Regions from separate parts of the Mus musculus genome. Here region 1 is linked to region 2. A link is a loop called in an ENCODE intact Hi-C map of the cell type or tissue named here. Cell type or tissue: heart. All regions are shown on one strand. Each heading gives the region's core, and the rest is flanking DNA. Links, peaks and the distances in the headings are about the cores only.

Evidence for each region. A loop is a pair of places that touch in the nucleus more often than their neighbours do. Peaks named below come from ENCODE experiments on the same cell type or tissue, not always from the same donor. Only the 100,000 strongest peaks of a DNase experiment are listed, where the experiment ranks them.
Region 1: a loop joins it to region 2, with 3 times the contacts of the local background. A loop is called at or near these places in 13 of 42 quality-filtered maps.

The regions. Positions count from the first base shown.
Region 1 is chr6:86,596,153-86,603,410 of GRCm38, forward strand. No RefSeq gene overlaps it. Among named protein-coding and RNA genes, the nearest start is that of Gm46963, 4.6 kb to the right of the region's middle. In heart, for the core only: no CTCF peak of the experiment used is centred there; DNase peaks (open chromatin) are centred at 3,239 and 4,129; H3K27ac peaks cover 1,157 bases.
Region 2 is chr6:86,667,324-86,674,581 of GRCm38, forward strand. It overlaps Mxd1 (MAX dimerization protein 1), which reads right to left and starts at 1,836. Exons shown (of 6, transcript NM_010751.3): 1 at 1,613-1,836; 2 at 1,215-1,311. The coding sequence starts at 1,685. In heart, for the core only: a CTCF peak has its summit at 3,685 (motif pointing left); DNase peaks (open chromatin) are centred at 2,168 and 3,698; H3K4me3 peaks cover 1,463 bases; H3K27ac peaks cover 1,432 bases.

The sequences.
Region 1 (7,258 bases), core at 1,387-6,386, 71 kb before region 2:
TGAATCACCGAATGGCTCAGGGGTGGCTGCGCACACACCTGAATTCTCCCACACTTCCCTTGTGGTCAGAGTTCATCCATGTGTGGTCCCAGGTGCCGCCTAGCTGCCACACCCTCACTCCACGAGCATGTGGGTGTCCCCGGGTAAGTGTCTCTATGTGATAGTGGGCAAGGCTAAGCAGGGACCATTGAACTGTTCCCTTCCTCTTGGTCTGTGACCTTCCTTTGCCCCCTTCCACGGCAAGGCAGCGGCCATTTTTGCTGGATATTGCCCTGCCCAACAGGCATCTCAGCCCTCCCGAGAGTCCGTTGCTGGCTTCAGAATATATAATATATATAATATATATAACTATATAATATAGTTCAATCTGCCTGGTGTTGTTATGTATGTTTTCAGGGTCATTCCTATCTTTAAGAACTTTATACATAAAGTCATTCACCGGAGCACATGTCTGTAATCCCAACATTTGGGAGATTGTGAAAGAGGGAATCACAAGTTTAAGGTCAGCTTGAAATATACAGCAAGACCCCCATTTCAAAATAAAACAGTAAAAAAGTTATGTATATAAATAAATATGCATTATCTGCATAGAATACTTCTAGAATTCTCCAAGAATTATCAACAATCATCATGTCTAGAGAGAGGGGACACAGGGCTGTAGTACTAACTTCCTCCTTCATTAGTTTTGGATTGTCTACCTGAGCAGATATTTTCTGAAGGCTTTGTAGATCAGTCTGACCTCAGACTGAGAAAGAGCCGCCTCTGTCTCCCAGCCGCTGAGATTGAAGGTGTGCCCACCACACTCTGTAGCCTCAGAGTTCTGTGTTAATGAAAGAGAGAAGCTGGCCTCATCCTAGCAACATCTCTGACCCTGGAGGATTTGGAGAGAAAATACAGTGTTTACTTTTTTGTTTTTGTTTTTTGTTTTTTGTTTTTTTGAGACAGGGTTTCTCTGTACAACCCTGGCTGTCCTGGAACTCACTTTGTAGACCAGGCTGGCCTCGAACTCAGAAATCTGCCTGCCTCTGCCTCCCGAGTGCTGGGATTAAAGGCATGCGCCACCACTGCCTGGCCAGTGTTTACTTTTAAGAGCAGGATATGAATAGAACAAGCCACGGAGGTGAGTTTCAGTTTAAAAGGTAGGTGTCCTGGAAATGCTACTTTGGGGGCAGAGAGATGGCTGAGAGGGAAGAGGCACATACTGCTAACCCTGACAGCCTGCTTCCCATCCCCATGGCTCACGAGGTAAAAGCAGAGGGTCTACTCCTGGCACACACACACACGCACATGCAACGTAATATTAACTGTCAAAAAGAAATCAATTATAGCTGAGACTGGTGGTACACACCAGTAACCCTAGTACTCAGGGATGGAGGCAGGGATCATGAGTTTAAGGCCATCCTCTGCCACATAGCTAGTGTGAGGCCATTTCGGGCTACTTGAAAGCCTGTCTAAATAACGAATAAATAGGTGCGTAAGTAAATAGCCATGCATCTTTGCCCTCAGGCTGGTGGCAGGCTATGCAAGCCACACCTGTGAGCATTCACGGACAGCCCTTGGCAATCTTTTTATGTAAAGGATGGAGAGAGCCATGGGGAAAAAGTTTCCGGGCACACGAGCTAACCAGAGCCACCACCTGCCCAGTGGGAATGATCAGGCTGACAGCCATTTGTAAATTCAGATCTATCCATGGGGCCACACTGCATGGCCCCACAGCACTGCTCGGGGCTGAAGCCAGCAGAAGCGCCAGCAACAGACCACAGGGGTGAAATGGCTGTTGGGCAGGGCAATATCCATCAGAGAGGACCGCTGCCTTGGTGTGGAAGGGGGCAAAGGGTGGTCACAGACCAAGAGGAAGTTCAATGGTTATTGCTTAGTCTTGCTGGAGACTGTGCACTCTGGGACACCCACATGCTTGTGGGGTGAGGGAGTGGGAGCTAGGCATCTATATGTTGTGTGTGTATACAAACATGTAACAAGCAATGAAAAAAGAGGCCATGAATTAGAACGAGAGTAAGAGAGTGAGGAGGGGTATATGAGGGGGTTGCAGGGAGGAAAAGAAAGGGGAAATGATGTAATCAAATTATAATCTCAAAAATAAAATAAAATATGAAACATAAGTAAGTAAAAATAAAAAGAAAGGGAAAAAATACCCATGAGGGGGCAGGGGGTGTGGCCCAGTTGGTAGAGCACCTGCCTAGCATGCGTGAGACCCTGAATTCAATCCCTGTATCACATGAGCCAGGTATGATGGTGTACTTCCGTAATCCTAGCACTTGGGAGGTGGAGGCAGGGGGATGATAAGTGCAACTCATCTTTGGTTACCCAGAAATTCTGAGGTCAACCTAGGCTACACAAGACCCCACCTTAAGAAGAAAATAAATAATAATGAACAATCAATAAAAATACCAAATAAGTTCTAAGTCTACGTATACTTATCTACATATATTTTCTATTACACAATAGAAACTTTTCTCATTACTTATTAAGTAGGTCCTACTTGGCTAAGCAGATGTGGTTCAGTGCTGCCCAGCATTCCATAGGCTGAAATGCCACAGGTATTTAGCCAATCAGCATTTAAGTTTCCAGGTTTCAGCTTTAAGGACACAATGGGCATGTGACTAGCTAGCATTTGTTGAGCACAGATGACATGACTGTTGACATCTGGTAAGTCACGTACATCTTGTCCCAGCCCAATCAGGCCCTCTTATCACTCCCATTTCCCAAATGAAGGGACTGAGTCACAGGCGGTGATAATTCCCCCTGGGTCACATGTCTGGTGGTGACTGGTCACAGTACACCTTCCATGGATCCTCAACACTTGGGTTGTGCCCAGAGGCACACACCCAGCACTGCACTGGCCCAGGCAGGGTTCACTGCACAGTGCAACATGGCGAATGTATCACTTCTTGACAGGGCAGTGTGATTTTCTAACAACCCTGGGTATATGCGCCCCAGTGGTGCCAGGGCCCCAGCTCTGACTTCTCTCTAGGCTTCTACAACTGGATACACGGGTCTCTCATGCCCTCTTAGTAAGGCTGCTGGCACAGTCTGCCATGGTCTCCTGTTTCATTGGCAGTTTTGGTATCCCAAGGGTGAAGATGCCTCCACTACCACAGCCCAGTGCGCTTTTAATTATTTCTCCTGCTGGATGAGAAAAAACCCAACTTCTTGGAGAAGCGGAGCTTCTAGCTTGGTGTTCCCACTTGCAGTGCCACATTCAGCCACTAGGGGCACCGATGAGGCACGATGATCAGTATCAGAGCTGGCCAGAGGCATTTGTCAAGGATGATGGCCTCTGCATGGCTGTCATAAGACTGTCAGTGACTGTCTCCCCACCCCCAGCAGGAATCATTTAGCAATATTAGGAGACAGTTCTAAATTTTTAAAATTACATTTGTTTACTTAGTGTGTGCATGTGTGGGACATGTGCATGCCTTAGTGTGTATGTAGTCTGAGGTCTGGTAGGGTCGGTTCTCTTTTCCCATGGTGTGGGTCCCTGGGACTGAACTCAGGTTGTCCGTTTTGGTGGCAAGCTCCTTTACCTGTTGAGCCACTTCGCCAGCCCTGTCTCTACCTCCTCAGTGCCAAGAGTACAGATGTGCACCACCTGTAACAGAAATCAGAGAGCGTCTATATTGTTTTTTCTACAGAGGGTGAGTGAACACTCATCTCCAGGACTAAGGAAAACGTGAGGCTTTGCCTGTTAGATTTGAGTAGAAGACAGGTTGTGGCTCCTCCAGGGTTTCTTTGAGAACCAGCATCTAGCAGATTAGTTTAACTTGTAAGCTCATTTGATTGCTCAGGGCAGGAGGAGCTGGTGGGGCTGGCCTGTTCTGAGCATGCCATGGGTTAGATGAAGGAGTGTTTGTGGAAGGAAGCCTCCAACAGTTGAGGTGAGGGAGGCAGGAGTGGGTGTGTCTGTTGGACCAATGCCCACCGTGTATCAGAAATAAGAGGAAACACTTACTGGCTCATTACTTATGGGATGCCCTAAGACTGGCTTCCCTCCAAGAGTGGAGCAGAAACCTGTGCTCTAAACATGACTCTGTCACTCAGCAACGATAACCACGCACCCTCACAGACTAGACTGACAGGAGACCACAACACACAGCCAGCCGAAAGCCTGACCGAGAGCTGGCCGGATGCCAAAGCCATGAGGCCAGCCAGCCCAGCTTGGCCAGCCTGCAAGGGTGTGGTCTCAGAGTGAGGTGTTCTTTTTTGGGCTGTTTGCTGAGAACAGGCTCTGTTCTAGGCACTGAGGGGAGCAAACAGAAACCGAGACTTACTCAGTCTAGTGAGTGTCAGAGACAAGATTAAGCTTAAGAAGTCACCTAGCAGGGCAGGGAGGTATCTCAACTGGCAGGGTGCTTGCCTAGCCTGCCAAGGCCCTGAGTTCAATGCCCAGCAATGAAGAAAAACTAAACAGAAAATTAAAGAGCAGCAGAATACACATCCCATGTGCCCCATAGAAAGAGTGCGATGCTCAGAGCCACAGGGAACCCCCCAAAGATGGTAAGTCAGGGGTCACAATTAAGGAAATAAAACTTACACTAAGGACACTTGCCAGAACTATGTGTTGTTAGCTGAACAACTGGAGTTGAATCATCAGGCTTGGTGGCAAACCTTTACCCCTGAGCCACCTCAGTGGCCCACACTTACTTATATTCTCTCTCTTTCTTTCTTTTGTTCTTTCTTTTTCTCTTGTTTTCTTCCTTCCTCCTTCCTTCCCTCCCTCCCTCCCGACTCCCTCCCTTCTTTTCTGCCTTCCTTCCTTCAAGACAGGGTTTCACTGTGTAGCTTTGGTTGTCCTGGAACTCTCTATGTAGACTAAGCTGGCCTCGAACTCACGGAGATCGACCTGCCTCTGCCTCCTGAGTGCTGGGCTCAAAGGTGTGCACCAGGCCTGGCTCTCACACATGCTTTTACACCACAGGTCCCTGCTGCCCTGCTGTGCTGTGCTGCTTGTACTTACAGTCAGTGCACACGCCACTGTCAGGATGCTTATGTAGCACCTGTAGTATTGTCTCATTTCATTTGTGAGCTTTTTCAATGATTTATTTGTAGTGTGTGTGTGTGTGTGTGTGTGTGTGTGTGTGTGTGTAGTATGCACAGGTACCTGTGGAAGCTAGAAGAGGGTGTTGGATCTCTGGGGCTGGAGTTATAGGTGGCCACAAGCTGCCTAATGTAGGTGCTGGGAATTGAACTTGGGTCCTTTGAAAGAGCAGTGTGCACCATTGACTGCTGAGCTGTCTCTCCGGCCCCTGTCTGTGAGCTCTTTTACCTTTTTAAATTTCATGTTATGCATTCATTTTTAAGAGAGTTTGGAGTTATTTTTCAGATTAGCAATTTATTACCTTTCATGTCACCAATATTTCATCCTAGATTATTATTTGTCATTTAATTTCATTAATTGTGAAAAAGACATTCAGAAATCTAAAATGTCTGCATGACCCAGGTCATCTACGCAGGCTCTCCAAGACCCTGGGCTGGCGGTGGTTGGTAGCTGGGAGGCCAGTGGGGCAGTTGCCAGGGGTTTGGGGGGTGGGGTCATACTTTGGAGGAGCAGAGGGAAGGGGCTGCAGTGACTCAGGGGTTCTGACCTGGGAAAGGGTTAAACAGATGGAGGACGGTGGCCAGTCTGGGGACTTCAGTGAGGCACCCTGGGACTGAAAGGGTGTGGTAATCCCCTTTGAGCTGGGTGGGCACAAGCTCCCGGTGGGATAAGTAGCTGAGACGTGGCTAAGACCAAGATGGCTCCTGTCTAACTCTGGATGGCCTTTCTGTTATTGAATTATATAGTGACCCAAACTAGGTCCTAATACTTTAGTGATTGCTTTTTTTGTTTGTTTGTTTTAAGATAGCATTTCAGGTCGCCAAGGCTGGCCTGGAGGTTATAATGTAACTGAGGATGACCTTGAACTCCTGATTTTCCTGCCTCTACTTCCAAGTGCTGGGATCATAGGCAAAGGCCATGTGTGCATTTGGACTCATGCTGTGTGGTGTTGAGCTGTGAACATCAGCATCACCTGTGATTAAAATGTCTTCTTCTCCTCTGATTGGACACAGGCCTTATATCTCCACATCTCCCTGGGTTCCTTCTAGGTCTCTCTGGTTGGCCCCTGTGTTGTCTGTCCCCACAGCTGGGCCCTCTGTGTGTATTTCAGGGCTGACAGGTACCGTGGGCCTCACCACACATTTTTTTTTTTTTAAATATCGTTTCAGTTGCTCTTTGGGGATGAACTTCAGCTCAGATTGCTAAGCTGGAGTGCCAGGACCTGGGAGTGCAGGTGATCCCAGCTGGGTTCTTCGGATCCTGCCCACCAAATGCACCAACTAGGGATTGGATTTGGAGGGGTCAGACTGCCTTCCTGTGCTGAGGCCACCCTGCTCTTGGGGGAAAGCCCCTCACCATCACTGGCCTCTTGTCAGCCATTGTCACCATCATTGGCCTCCTAGTGGCTCAGTCATTGTCCCCAGCCTGAAGCTAGTCCTGCAAACCAGGCTCAGTAGTGCAGGCCTTCAATTCCAGAACTTAGAAGTAGAGGCGGGTGAATCTCTGTGAGTTTGAGGTCAGTCTGCTTACATAGTGAGTAGTGAGTTCTGGGCCAGGCATGGTGTCATAGTTAGACCCTGTCACAAAAAGAAAGGAAGGAAAGAAGCAAGGAAGAAAGGAGAGAGAGAGAGAGAGAGAGAGAGAGAGAGAGAGAGAGGGAGGAAGAAGAAGAAGAAGAAGAAGAAGAAGAAGAAGAAGAAGAAGAAGAAGAAGAAGAAGAAGAAGAGGAGGAGGAGGAGGAGGAGGAGGAGGAGGAGGAGGAGGAGGAGGAGGAGGAGGAGGAGGAAAAAGAAAAAGAAGAGGAAGAAGAAGAAGAAGAAGAAGAAGAAGAAGAAGAAGAAGAAGAAGAAGAAGAAGAAGAAGAAAGAAGAGAAGAAAGAAAAGAAGGGGAGAGGGAAGGAGGTCAGCCCTGCTGCTCAGAGGCCCTGCCACTGTCACAGACATCCCTGCTTATGTGCTCGACCGTGACCAAGCCTTCCTGTGCTGGGGTTTGACTGACTCTGTCCCTGCCTGGCCTCCTGATAGGATTTCCTGTGAGCTGGATCTGGGATCTTTTCTCTGTTTGTTCTTTAGTTGTTGTCAGAAAGCACTTCCCAGTTGCCAATACTTCACAGCTTTCTTTTAGTTTCTTTGGAAGATTCACGTTCTTTCATTCATTCTGTCTGTCTGTTTGTCAGTTTGCCTGCCTGCCTGCCTGTCTGT
Region 2 (7,258 bases), core at 1,368-6,367:
TGAGAAGACAAGGAAAACCCACCAGGTAATTACCAGGTCAGGTCCACCCTTCCGGTGCTTTAGTCAGGAGCGTGGCCAAGTGTGCTGCTCAGTCTATGATCACAACACTAAGGACTAGGAACGGGGTGAACCAAGGACAAGGTGGGTGAATCTGAGGCGTGAGTGGGAACCTCCTGGGGTGTAGTGGTCTGTATTAAGCCACAGGGGCTACACATATAGTGCTTGTGGGAGTTACTCATGAGAAGGAGGGATGAGGATTCTAAATTGATGAAAATGTCATTTTAGTTGATAGGCAGAAAGACATAATTGAATAGCTCAAGATACACAGACTCCTACCAACTTGTTAGTGGTTTTGTTTTTGTTTTCTGAGACAGGGTCTCACTGTGTAGCCCTGGCTCACATGGAATTCCCTAGGTAGATCAAGCTGGCCTCCAAATCACAGAGATCCACCTGCCTGAGTGCTCCTGAGAGTTGGGATTAAAGATGTGCACCATCATGCCCAGCTACAACTAGTATTTTAAGAGCAAGGAGGGGGACATAGGGACAGTAACAAAGATGAAATGTTATTGTGGATCAGGGACTGTGAGTTCCCAGCCATTAACTAAACACTGGTGAAATTCACAGCTTTTGAGGGCTATGAGGTAATCTCTGAGGCTAACAGGAAAAGGCTGCAACTTGCTGACATCTTAGTGTAGCATGCATCTTCTCACAGAAGTGGGTTCTACCCTCAATCACTCTGCTCAGCCACCAGGAAGAGAGGTCACAATTGGGTTACCAGGCAAACTACTGCATTTAATGTACACATTAAATATAAATTTCTACCACCTGTGTCAGGCCAGATACTTCATTTATAAAATCTCTATTAACAAGCAAAATCAACTGATACCATGCCACATTTTGAATTAAAGGAAACTCTTGCTTGTAAAGCAGGCAAACACAGTAACCCTGCTGCCAGACCTGCCTGGAGCAGCCACAGAGCTTTGCTTTGTTCAGACGGTAAAAAGCAGAATTAATCTTGCTTTAAAAAGTCACACTGAAATGTTAGACATTCCTATTTTTCTCCTCTGTTTCCTCAACTTAAAAAGAAGGACTGCTTGGCACCATGAACACATTACTGAACCCTCAATGTATCTGTAGGGCTAGAATCCTGTAAGTCAACTAACAATCAGCCTTGGTCATTTTAGCTACAGAGAAGGGGAACATTGAACAGTTACCTGCTACTGGTGCTGTTCTTCTTGGGCTTGTTCCTCCGTTTGAAGGCATCTCTGTCCTTGCTGTATGGCAGCATGGAGGCATACCCATGTTCAGCTTCTAAAAAACCGAGGGGTCCCGTTAATAAGTGGGCCCAGAGCAACTGACACCCTGTCCCCGCGTCCGTCTGTCTGTCGGAGTCCGGGACACCGGGCGGGAGCAGGCAGGCGGAATTCTGAGAACAATGCCTGCTCTTTCCTGGCGTGGACGCCCTCGGTTCGGAGCAGGTGTGGAAGGTTCCAGCTGCTCGCCGCCCCCCGCGCTCGGCTTTGGGGCGCGGGCTCGGGGGTTGGCGCTCGCGGCCGGCCCGCGCCCCAACCACCCCAGCGGCCGCCCGCCCGGCCCGCAGCCCGCCGTGCACCTCTCTCCCGCCGCTCCAGGTAGTCGGCCGCCTCCAGCAGCAGCTGGATGTTCATCCCGACGGCTGTCGCCATCCTGCACCCGGCGGGCCGCCTCTCCGTGCCCGCGGGCCACCGGCCGGGAACACCGAGGAGCCGCCGCGCTGGCCAGCCAGGAGGGGCAGCGATGGGACAGCACGGAGACAGGAGCCCAGCCGCCACCGCCGAGTGTTTATCCCGACTCGCCGCCGCCCGCCCCCGGCCCCGTCCCTTGACAGGCCCGCGGCGGCGGCGTGCCTCATTGGGCCGCCCGCGGCCCGGCCCGCCCCCGGCCCTCCGCGATTGGGGAAGTGCCCGCGGCCCCGCCCCAGAAGCCCGCTTCCCCCGCCGGTTGGCCGGGCTTGACAAGGCCCGGGCTCCGCCCCCCACGCCCCATTGGCTGCAGGACTCGCAACTCCGCCTCGTGCTTCAGCCTGCCTCCCATTGGCTCTACGCCGATAGCCGGGCCCCCTTGGGCTCTCCGGGTATTGGGCAAGTACAGTATAGGGAATGCCGCTGCGCCCGCGCCTCATTGGCCTAATCCTCGGAAACCTCCCGGCTACGATGACGTCACCTCTCTGCCCAAGCAGCGGCCCACTCCCGTGCTGCTGATTGGCTACAAGGCAGGAGGGCAGGGCGGGTCCCCGCCCACTGGCCGCCGACCTGTTGCCCACTGTCTCCGGGGAGAACTTCAGGCCTAGCTGGGGACCTCAGCAGATGGTGGCACCTAGCTCCCACCCCAGGGGTTGGGGGAAAACAGCCGGCTCCCGTATACCACACTCGCACCGAGTGACCTGGTGCATAGAGTAAGGCTGAACCCGAGGCCATCCCTTCCATCCCAGAGGAAAACACTTCAGAGCAGGCCTCTCCCCAAGGCCACCAGCACCCACAGGAAAGCTCACTTTGTAAACACAGGTCCTTGAGCATCGCGACTTTTGAAATGAGAGCTTATTCGAGACTTACAGTGTAATGTCAACATATTCAATTTAAATGGCAGGAATAAAGCTAATGGGTAAGAAGTCTGAAAACTGAAATGAGCAGGGGAGTTTAAAATGAAACGTATGAGTGTTGTCAGTATACAGTTTTAGCTTTCTCTGTATGCATATGTCAGGTAATCCACCTAGAGGGTTCCCATCCCTCAGGACAACCTGTGAGGGTTGTCATCCTTAGTTACATTTGCACATGAAGAAAGAGGCTCAGAGACAAATAACGTTCCTGTTTCCCCTTGGCTTGGAGAAAGACCTGAACCCCTGTAATCTCATCCACAACTGCCCAGGCAATCCTCTGACTTATAGTTATACAAAAACAAGACGAAACAAAACAAAACGATCCCAACAACAATAACAACAACAAAATGGCAGGTATCCAGAACTGCAGACAGCCACAGAACTAAATTCAAACCGCCATTACACACAACAGATTTGGGTGCGATGGAGAGGCCATGTTCCTGGTATGTTCAAGGATCCAATCAAGGGCTCTATGCTGACACACACACTGAAGGCAGTTTTTCATGAGGACATGGAACTTGGAAATGAGAATGTGGAAAAGAACCACTTGGAATATTTTAAAATTGTATGCTGTTTGTTAAATAAGGTTAAAAATTAAAGTATCATATGCAACTATTAAAGTAACCAACTTAATATTCATAAAATGCTTTGTTTCAGCCATTTTAACATCTTGGGTTCCACACTTTCATATTTCCTCCCAAGTTTACTGTGAATATATAACATCTTTTCAGTCTTCTCTTTCTGCTCTCAGCAACTTATTTCAATCCAGTCCTATTTCAGGATCATAATTCTACCCCTACAGTCACTCTAACGGAAAAGCCACACATTTCTTTTTAAAGGGGTGGTCAGCGTTTGAAACCCAAGCCAGAGAGACTATTTAAAGCAAGTAAGTTAAGCACAAACACGTCTAAATTCAACTCCAAACAAAAATACTCAATCACATAAACACCAGAGAGACTAAGAAATATGGCAATCTCCTTTCTTGGTGGCAAGAATAGGATTGCTTACACCAACTAGGACTTGCAGTTAGGAACAGAGTATCTAGCGCCATCTACTGGCAGTGAAGCAGTAAGTGGAAAACAAAGGGTGAACCAGCTCAGTCCTCTCCTATAACCCAACATGGTCAGTCACTATGGAAGCATGAACTGCTAAGTAGGCCTTGCCTCCCAAACATGAGAGTTCTAAAATGTGTGGGCCCCAGCTCTACGCCAATAGTTTAATACAAATGATGCATGTGATAGCACAAGAAAGGTGCTTTTCAGCATGCAAGATAAAACTAGGAACTGAGTAGTTAAATGGAGAAACCCAACTGTATGTATGACATGGTTGTCTATCTAGTCACTCAGTCCCACAGTCTGGCTCCCGGCCTCCCATGGCTCCAGCTGGGTGGAGGTCATTGCCAATGCTGAGCTCATCTCATATGGGACCCAAGGGGCTGCTTTGTAGAGCACCTCAGAACTTCATCCTCCACAGCACTCAACTGCCTGAAAGGCCTAGGCTGTGGGAATTAAAACTCTCTTCACAACCAAGTTTATAAAGACAGTATGAGATGAATTTTGTCTTCTATGTTTTTGAGGAATTTATGTCATTTCTTGGTGTAGCAAATATCCAAACAGGACATTTTTGTTTTAATATGAACCCTTTGCTGATGTTGCTTTAAACATTCAATGTCATGGCTTCTCTCATCATGACATTAGAATCTTCAAAACTTCTAATAGAGAAACACACACAAGCACACATACACAAATGTATATTCACCCATATACTATATTGCACAGAACACAGAAGAGGGTATCGGAGCTCTTTCAAGGTAGATTTAACTTACACAGGCACTGAAAGCTCTACAAGGCTCCATATTAATTCAGCTGTAAAATTATCTCTGGTTTTTTTTTTTAAGGCAAAGAAAAAGCAGGGTCTGGTGAAGCACAGCTATAACCCCCAGCACTCGGCACTGGGGCAGGTACCAGGTCCGTGACTTCTGTGTAAATGGGGCTCAGGGCTGGAGAGCAGGCTCAGTGGCTAACAGTATACTATACTAGGTCTTGCACAGGACCTGGGTTTAGTTCCCAGCATCCACACCAGGTGGCTTACAGCAGCCTGTAACTCCAGTTCCAGGCGACCTGATGCCTCTTCTGGTGACTGCACACACATGGTACACATACAGAAAAGGAGTCACCTATACATACATACAATTAGAAATCAGTAACTGTTAAAAAGGGAATCAGTCTTATCTCAGTTAATGACTAAAATACTTTCCAAAACCAAAAGACAAAAACCAGAAGAGGCTCAGTGAGAAAGCTGACAGCACTACATTCCAATTCTAAAGGCACCAGGCCCTCCACAGGGCTGGGGGGGGGGGGAACGGACAGCAGTAAACACGGCAAGCCCCACCTCTCAGAATCAAAGAGCCAGCTGGCAAACATGGTCGACCTAAGCTGTGCTAGGTGCGGTGAAGGGAAGCAGAGGTGGGCATGGAGGGCAGGTACACCTCCTACACTGCAGGGAACAGACAAGCTTCAACAGGTCATTATCAGCCCAGCACTTTTACTTCTACATAGACAGGCCAGGGAATTGAGAATAAACATGTGCTCACTGGGAAGGCAGGGGCAGGCAAGCAGATCTCTGTGAGTTTAAGCTCTAGGACTGCCAGGCTACAGAGAAAGACCTGCCTCAATAAATCAATAATAAAATGTGTTTATATAAAAGTGTACTAGTATCCATGGAATATTTTTCACAAAGGCAAAAGCATTCTAAATGCCATCTGCTGTTGTTGAAGTATAAGCAAAACAAGGTATAACCTCAGGACGGAGTATTAGTTGTAAAAAGGAAGGGGACACCAATGCACAGTGTGGATGACACCGAGTGAAAGCAGCCAGACAGAACAGCACATGGCTCTACTTATAGCAAACACCCAGAATAGGCACATACTACAGACAAGGCGTATGTTAGTGACTTGTGGGAGGAGGGTTGGGAATAGAGTAGTAAGAGAGTTCAAGGTTTCTTTGGATGATGAAAAGACTCTAGATGTGCACATACTAAAACCGCTGCCAGCTTTAACAGAGTATGTTTTATGAGCTATGAATCTTATCTCAATAGAGAAGGAATATGAGCACATCTAGAGGAGAGGGAATGTTCCAGAGGAATGAAAAAAGTGGAAAAACTAGCCTGGCCTCAAAGAATAGCAATGAGCACAGTAGATGTATTTCGATGTGTCCAAGTACAGTGAGCTAGGGTTCGAGTCCAGATCAAACAGGACTTGGGTGCTTTACACGTGGAGCCTGCAGCAACATGGACGTTATTCTAACAGTATCACTAAGACCAGGCAGACATGTGCTGATGCTTGCTATTGGGTGGAGAGTAAAGAGGCACAAGAGCAGAAAGGGGACTTTTCTGGAGCTTCTGCAGTAGTACAGATAAGAGTGCAGGTCTGGACTTGCAAGCTTGGTGGTAGGAGTGACCAATGGTCAAATAAATGTCAATCAGATGCAGGGCATAGAAGAGGTTGAGGATGACCCCAAAATTTGAACGAAGGAGTAAACTGTTACTAATGGGGGAGCCTCAGGAAAGATTGCAGGAGGGAAGCAAGGGCTCTCACATTTGAGGTCCTGATGCTGTAGGCATCATCAAGGCTTTAGCTTAAGGGGGCCCAAGATGGCATGCATACCCAAGGCCATGTGGGAGACAGTTAAAGGCCCCTGGAGGTAATGAGTCAAAGGACAAAGCCCTGGGCATGCCAACACACAGATTCTTAGAAGATCTGACACTAACTGTGCCTCTGGAAGAGAGCAACCTGTTAAAGGAAAAGGTCCTAACCATCCTGACCCCCCCCCCCCAATTTCCTCTTAGATTAAAAAAAAATCTAACCATTATGCTAAGTGAAATAAGCTACCTGAATATTCCATGTTTTCGCTTCCATGTGAAATCTAGACTTAAATTTAAGTACACATGTACATACATGTGAGTCGGGTCATGAATGTATGAAAGGGACTATGAAAGGGAAGAAAGAGATCTGGAAAGGGTAGAAGAGAAGGTACTGGAATATCCATCATATGAAAGCAGAGGGAGGAAAGAGACCACCAGCAGGAGGAGGCAGGGATGGGGAGAGCAAATAAAAAACAAAGCAGAGTGATATAGACCATGAAAATGTCCAACAAGACCCATTACTATATATGCTAAGCAAAAAATTAACTAGGATATTAAAGATAGTCAAAAAAACAAAATAAAACAAAATCATGAGACACAAATACTTTTATATAAATGTTTAAAATTCCAATAGATTAGAATAATCTGAATGTTAGCATTAGTGGGGGCTATAATACCACAGCCACAGTCCACCTGCAATAAAACAGAGGGACTTTACCCACGCTGCCCAATGAAGGCTTTGCTAAGAGCAGTGGCACGGCCAACTTCCCTCTGAAGCTGACACATATAAAAACATGTTCATGCACGTATAGGTTATTTCTGAGTGGACATGCAATCCCTTACTAGATACCAAAGCATCAAAAAAGGTGGATCCATTATGGTACAACTCAAAAGCCACAGGATGCCACATCTCTAGACAACATGAGCGTAAAAATGTCCCTAGTAAAGCCTGGTGTAGTAGCACAGACCTTTAATCCCAGC